2 separate regions of the Homo sapiens genome follow, and region 2 is linked to region 1. The links are chromatin loops, found by intact Hi-C in ENCODE. Cell type or tissue: heart left ventricle. All regions are shown on one strand. Each heading gives the region's core, and the rest is flanking DNA. Links, peaks and the distances in the headings are about the cores only.

Evidence for each region. Peaks named below come from ENCODE experiments on the same cell type or tissue, not always from the same donor. Only the 100,000 strongest peaks of a DNase experiment are listed, where the experiment ranks them.
Region 2: it touches region 1 in a loop (2.5-fold over the local background); 7 of 110 quality-filtered maps call a loop at or near these places.

Annotation. Positions count from the first base shown.
Region 1 is chr9:126,776,585-126,779,457 of GRCh38, reverse strand. No RefSeq gene overlaps it. Among named protein-coding and RNA genes, the nearest start is that of ZBTB43, 27 kb to the left of the region's middle. In heart left ventricle, for the core only: a CTCF peak has its summit at 1,484 (motif pointing right); no DNase peak of the experiment used is centred there; H3K27me3 peaks cover 1,856 bases.
Region 2 is chr9:126,721,447-126,724,317 of GRCh38, reverse strand. It overlaps LOC107987129 (a long non-coding RNA gene), which reads right to left. Exons shown (of 3, transcript XR_001746936.3): 3 at 1-2,686. Among named protein-coding and RNA genes, the nearest start is that of ZBTB43, 82 kb to the left of the region's middle. RefSeq lists silencers at 1,221-1,300, 1,361-1,970 and an enhancer at 2,211-2,270. In heart left ventricle, for the core only: no CTCF peak of the experiment used is centred there; DNase peaks (open chromatin) are centred at 847 and 1,737; H3K4me3 peaks cover 1,519 bases; H3K27ac peaks cover 369 bases; H3K27me3 peaks cover 2,012 bases.

The sequences.
Region 1 (2,873 bases), core at 374-2,873:
CTACTAAAAATACAAAAAATTAGCCGAGCGTGGTGGCACGCGCCTGTAGTCCCAGCTACTTGGGAGGCTGAGACGGAGAATCTCTTGAACCTGGGAGGTGGAGGTTGCAGTGAGCTGAGATTGCGCCAGTGCACTTCAGCCTGGGCAACAGAGTGAGACTCCATCTCAAAAAAAAAAAAAAAAAAAAAAGACAACCGAGGCTGGGCACAGTGAACCACACCTGTAATCCCAGCACTTTGGGAGGCCGAGGCGGGCAGATCACAAGGTCAGGAGATCCAGACCAGCCTGGCCAACAGGGTGAAACCTCCCCCATCTCTACTAAAAAAGTATAAAAATTAGCCAGGCATGGTGGTACATGCCTGTAATCCCCGCTACTCGGGAGGTTGAGGCAGGAGAATTGCTTGAACCCAGGAGGTAGAGGTTGCAGTGAGCTGAGATCGAGCCACTGCACTCCAGTCTGGGCGACAGAGCAAGACTCTGTCTCAAAAATAAATAAATAAATAAAAAGAGAGAGAGGTGTTGAGAAGCTCATTTGATCCTCATCAGATAGGCTCATGCTGGTGAAGACAGGGGGATGCAGAAACTCTGGTCCTGGCAGGACAGTGAACTGGTGTGGCCACTGTTGAGAGTACGCAACCCATGCCCAGGCAATTCCACTTCCAGGCACAAGCCCCAGAGCAACTTGCACACAAGTAGACAAAGACACTTGCCTGAGGATATCCCTCCTGAAAGCATTTATTTGTACTGGCCAAGGGATGGAAACAACCGAAGTGTCCACTTGTAAAGGAATGGGTAGGTTACCGGTAACATAGCCGAGTAATGAAACCCCATGCCGCAGCTCCATGGAATAAGTGAGAATGATGTGCTTTAGCTCTGGAAGATGGTAAAAATGTAATGCCAAACGAAAAGTCCTGCAAATACTACTTATGAATGCTGCAATCTATGATTTCATGGACACACACACACTGATGACAGAAGAATGTTTGCCTGTGGGAGAGGGGAGAGAGACAGGAGTGGGTGGGAGAAAGTGGGTGAAAGAATCAAAAACAAAAGAAACACACCAGAGGACCCACGTGTGGTCTCTAGTGATTGTGAGCTGAGCTGACGGTCGTGATTGACCTAGTTCCGAGCATCTGAGGTCCAAAGCGACAAAGAAAAGAAGAGGGGGAGGGGCGAGGACTTTGATGAGTTTTTTATAAAGCTCAGAAATGGTTGGATGTTTGGGGATTTTGCAAACTAGGCCAACAAATACATCATCGAACTGTATCAGAATTGGTTACTGGGCTCCTGCTGGGCCAGGCGCTTTCCAGATGTGTAGTGTGGCTGTCTCACTGTATCCTCACAGCCCCGCCTTGAGGTGTTACATCCCCATTTTACAGGGGCTCAGAGAGGTGAGGTGAGCTTCCCCAGGCCACTGGCTTGCAGTGTCAGCCGGGCCCCTGCCACCTGCCTCCCAGCCCAACCAGGTCATCCAGGCACACTGTGGGGTTCTGAAAATACATTTCTCTGGGATGGCCTGGAGGTGGTGCTGCTGCAGCCGGTCCAGGACAGGTGAGCAGCCTGAGCCTGCGAGGTGGGCGTGGAGACAAATCTTCAGGGAATGTTGGAGTGTCCCCCTGGGCTTAAGCAGGGCCCTGCTCCCCAGTTCTGGGGTCAACAGAGATGCGGGAAGAAGATCCAGGCATTGACTCCCAGCCAGGAGAGCTTCTCCCTGGAATTTGGAAGCCTGCGGTCCATTCTTCGCCCTCCCCCAGCTCCCAGGAGGGGGACCGAACATCCTCCAGGAAGGAGACCAAAGACCCGGGCTCTGGCCAGTCGCGTTGGCTCACCCCTGTAATCCCAGCACTTTGGGAGGCTGAGGTGGGTGGATCACAAGGTCAGGAGTTCAAGACCAGCTTGGCCAATATGGTGAAACCCCCGTCTCTACTAAAAATACAAAAATTAGCCGGGCATGGTGGCGAGCACCTGTAGTCCCAACTACTTGGGAGGCTGAGGCAGGAGAATCTCTTGAACCCGGGAGGTGGAGGTTGCAGTGAGCCAAGATTGCGCCACTGCACTCCAGCCTGGGTGACAGAGGGAGACTCTGTCTCAAAACAAAACAAAACAAATAAAAACAAAAACAAAAACCAAAAACCTGGGCTCTGTGAAGATGGCTCAGGGTCAGGATTCCAGGAATGTGTGCAGATAAACCTGGGTCTGCATGTGAAAGGAACCCCCTCCCTAATCCTGTCTTCTTTTCTTTTATCTTTTTCTTTCTTTCTTTCTTTTTCTTTTCTTTTCTTTTCTTTTTTTTTTCTTAAGATGGAGTCTTGCTCTGTCGCCTAGGCTGGAGTGCAGTGGCTTGATCTCGGCTCATTGCAACCTCTGCTTCCTGGATTCAAGCGATTCTCCTACCTTAGCCTCCCGAGTAGCTGGGATTACAGGCGTGTGCCACAATGCCGGCTAATTTTTTTTTGTACTTTTAGTAGAGACAGGGTTTCACCATGTTGGCCAGGCTTGAGGTCCTGAGGGTGGGGCCCTCATTACAGGATTAATGCCTTATAAAAACAGGAGGAGGCTGGGTGCGGTGGCTCACGCCTGTAATCCCAGCACTTTGGGAGGCTGAGGTGGGTGGATCACCTGAGGTCAGGAGTTGGAGACCAGCCTGGCCAACATGGTAAAATCCCGTCTCTACTAAAAATACAAAAATTAGCTGGGAGTGGTGGTGCACGCCTGTAATCCCAGCTATTTGAGAGGCTGAGGCAGGAGAATGGCTTGAATCCAGGAGGCAGAGGTTGCAGTGAGCTGAGATGGCGCCACGGCACTCCAGCCTGGTTGACAGAGTGAGACTCCATCTCAAAAAACAAACAACAAACAAACAAAACAGTAGGAGA
Region 2 (2,871 bases), core at 372-2,871, 55 kb after region 1:
TTGACAGCTGCATGCCTTTCTTCTTACTGTGGTCCTTCCTGCCTGGTGCCATCTATGTGGCAAGGCCTCATTGTTCCTCAGGGCTCTACAGAATGCACCAGGCTCTTGGCTGCTTACCTCTGCCTCCCCTATTTCAGCTGTGCGCTCTCAAAGGTGGGGACCGACTGACTTATCTCTCTATCCCCAGCTGATGAATAGAGGGGATGAGTGATACACGAATGAGTGAATGAATGAATGGTAATGGTGATGGGAATCAAATGGCAGCAACGCGGAAGAGGGAGATGCGGTGCCTGTAACCATGGTAACGATGATGTCGCTGAGTGATAATGCTAGGAAGATGGTAACCATGGTAACACTGATGGTGAGGCCTGCTCGGACAGTCCTGGCGCCTCAGCTGCCGTGGTCCATGCCAAGCCCGACCTGCTCAGTGGCCGAACAAGATGCTAAGCACAATTAGCAATTGCTGTTCTGTTCCCTGTCCCAAGACCCCCGCCCAGGGCTGAGTTTCACGGTAGTCAAACCCTCTTCCTGAGTGGCTCCAAGACTCAGGAAAGAACACATGTTTGGGGGGCGGGAGGGGTGGCGTGCAGCTTGCATGCATGTGTATGTGCGTGCGCGGAAGAGGCTGTGTGATGGGCAAGTGGGTAAGGTGTGGTGTGCGCTAAGGGCAGTCCTGCTGGTGCTAGCGCCAGGGGACTGGGAAGAGGAACGGTTCCCTTCGTGCGCGCCGGGCTGATGCGTGGGGGGCGCCGCGTGAGTGCGCCGGTGGCTGGGAGTCCGGCGGCCGCGTGTGTGGCAGCGGAGCGGTGTTTCTGGGAGGGGCGCCAGGTTCCGGGGCTGGGGGGTGGGGAGCTCCGCCCCATCCATCACCCGGAGCGCAGCGAGCCAGGCGGATATCACGGTGTCAGGCGGCTCTGCTCGCAGATCTTATCCTCTTCATTTCCGCCCGAGCCTAGCCCGCCCGCGCGGGCTCCCTGAAGGCTCCATCCATCACCTGGGATCGACGGGGCGGCCCGGGGAAGGGGGTCTCAGACTGTGCGGGGAGGGAGGGAGCGGTGGGAACCAGACCCACCATGGACACCGAGAAAGGAGAGGGACAAGTTTTTAGTGGGGCAGGGGGGTCTGGGTTTGCTTTTCCACGTGGGGGAGGGGACGCTCTCTGCCCTGGAGGGGGAGAGCTTCTCGGGCCAGCTCGGCCCCCGCCTGGGACTGGGGCCGTTGGCTGGGTCCCGATCCCCGAGTGCCTGGGGCAGCGCTGGAAAGGGAGAGAGCCCTCGCCCGCCCGGGGAGAGGCTGCTGTGCGCGGGGCCCGCACCTGGACCCTCCAGGGTGACCTGGGGCCTGGGCAGCGCGGGCGGGGGCGGGCGCCCCGGGGGGAGGCCTTATTTCATTTCCCCGCGCCGCTGAGGTTTCTGCGAAGTGTCTCTCTCACCTCTTTAAATTTTACGGCGCTTGGCCCATGGCCGCCGGGCCCCGCCCTGGGGAGGAAGCGGGTGCTGGCTCTGGGAGCCTCCCCGGCCGAGGGGTGGCCCCACCAGGCCGGGTGCGGGTCAGGCCCGGGGCGTCCGAACTCCGAGGGGCGCCCGGCCTGTGCCCTACTCTGGTTCCCGGGGCCTTCCCGGAGGGGGTCTGGGCTGTCGGGGCCCAGGGGGCGGGGCTGGCCTCGGAACGTCTCCGTCCGGCCCCGCCCCCTTTCTGGGCCTCGTCTCGGGCCACGCCTCTCCCCTGCTCCCGGGGAGCGCAGCGGGGTGGGCGGTGGGAGGGGACTGCTGGGGGAGGGAGTCAGAGGAGCAGAAATCCGGGCCAGCCTGGAAGCCCAGTTGCCACCGCCACCCCCAACTTCCCCTGGGGGCAGAGCGGTGTTCCCAAGACCTGAGTCAGGGCGGAATACTCCAGTCGAGCCAGGCAGGCCAGCCAGGTCCCCGAGGCCGGCCCGGGCTGGCACCTGCCTGGAGACCAGGTTGGGGGCTGGAGGTAAAGGGAGGGGCATGGGGTGGCCTCTGGGTCTCAGCGCTCTTCCTTCAGAACCCTGAGGTAACTGACCAGTATCAATCTGGAGACAGTGGGGAACCTGCCCTAGGTGTGGGCGTGAGAGGCGTGTGGCCTGGGAGTGGGGTCGAAGGAGGAGAGGGGCACATGAACAGGAGATAAGTGTGAACAAGAGGGGCCTGAGGGAAGAGGGGCTGTGAACCGCAGAGGGGTGAGACAGGAGGAAGGGTGAGCAGAGGGCACGGAGGGTCTGAGGAGTCACTGCCTAAAGACACAGAGCGAATAAGTCAGGATTTGAACTTGGTTCTGTCTGACTCCCAAGCCACCTGTCTTAGAGTTGCAGTCATTAACTTGATTCTACAATGTACTCCTTATTAATTCAGCCCCAGGCTACACAGCTAGCTGCCACAGATATAACTTTGTGACATGCATGTAACCAGAACAAGGAAACGGGACACGGAACAGAAGTACACGGAACAGAAATTTGGTTCTACTGGTCCGGAAGATGCAGGGGCCAGTGGCCTGGAGGTGCCTGGGGTGCCCCCTGCAGAGGCTGTGGGATGCCAGGGGTGGTGCAGTGCAGAGTGGGTGGGGCCTGGTGGCAAGATTGCAGCTGGTACTGCCCACAGAGTGACTGGAACCTGCCAGAAGCTTCCAGGCTGAAGAAGGCTCTGGAACATTCTTTTTCTCTATTGACCTGGAGAGAAAAGGTCCTGGATATCACACTCCAGGGAGGTCAGCCCCAGCATCTGTATGAGGAAAACTGGTCACTTTCACATGACCCAGCAGGGGCCTGAATGGCCACCCCTACCCTAGTCCCTCCCTGCTCCTGTGCCCCCTCTCAGGTTGACGCTACCATCCTTTTTGCCCCAATATCTCACC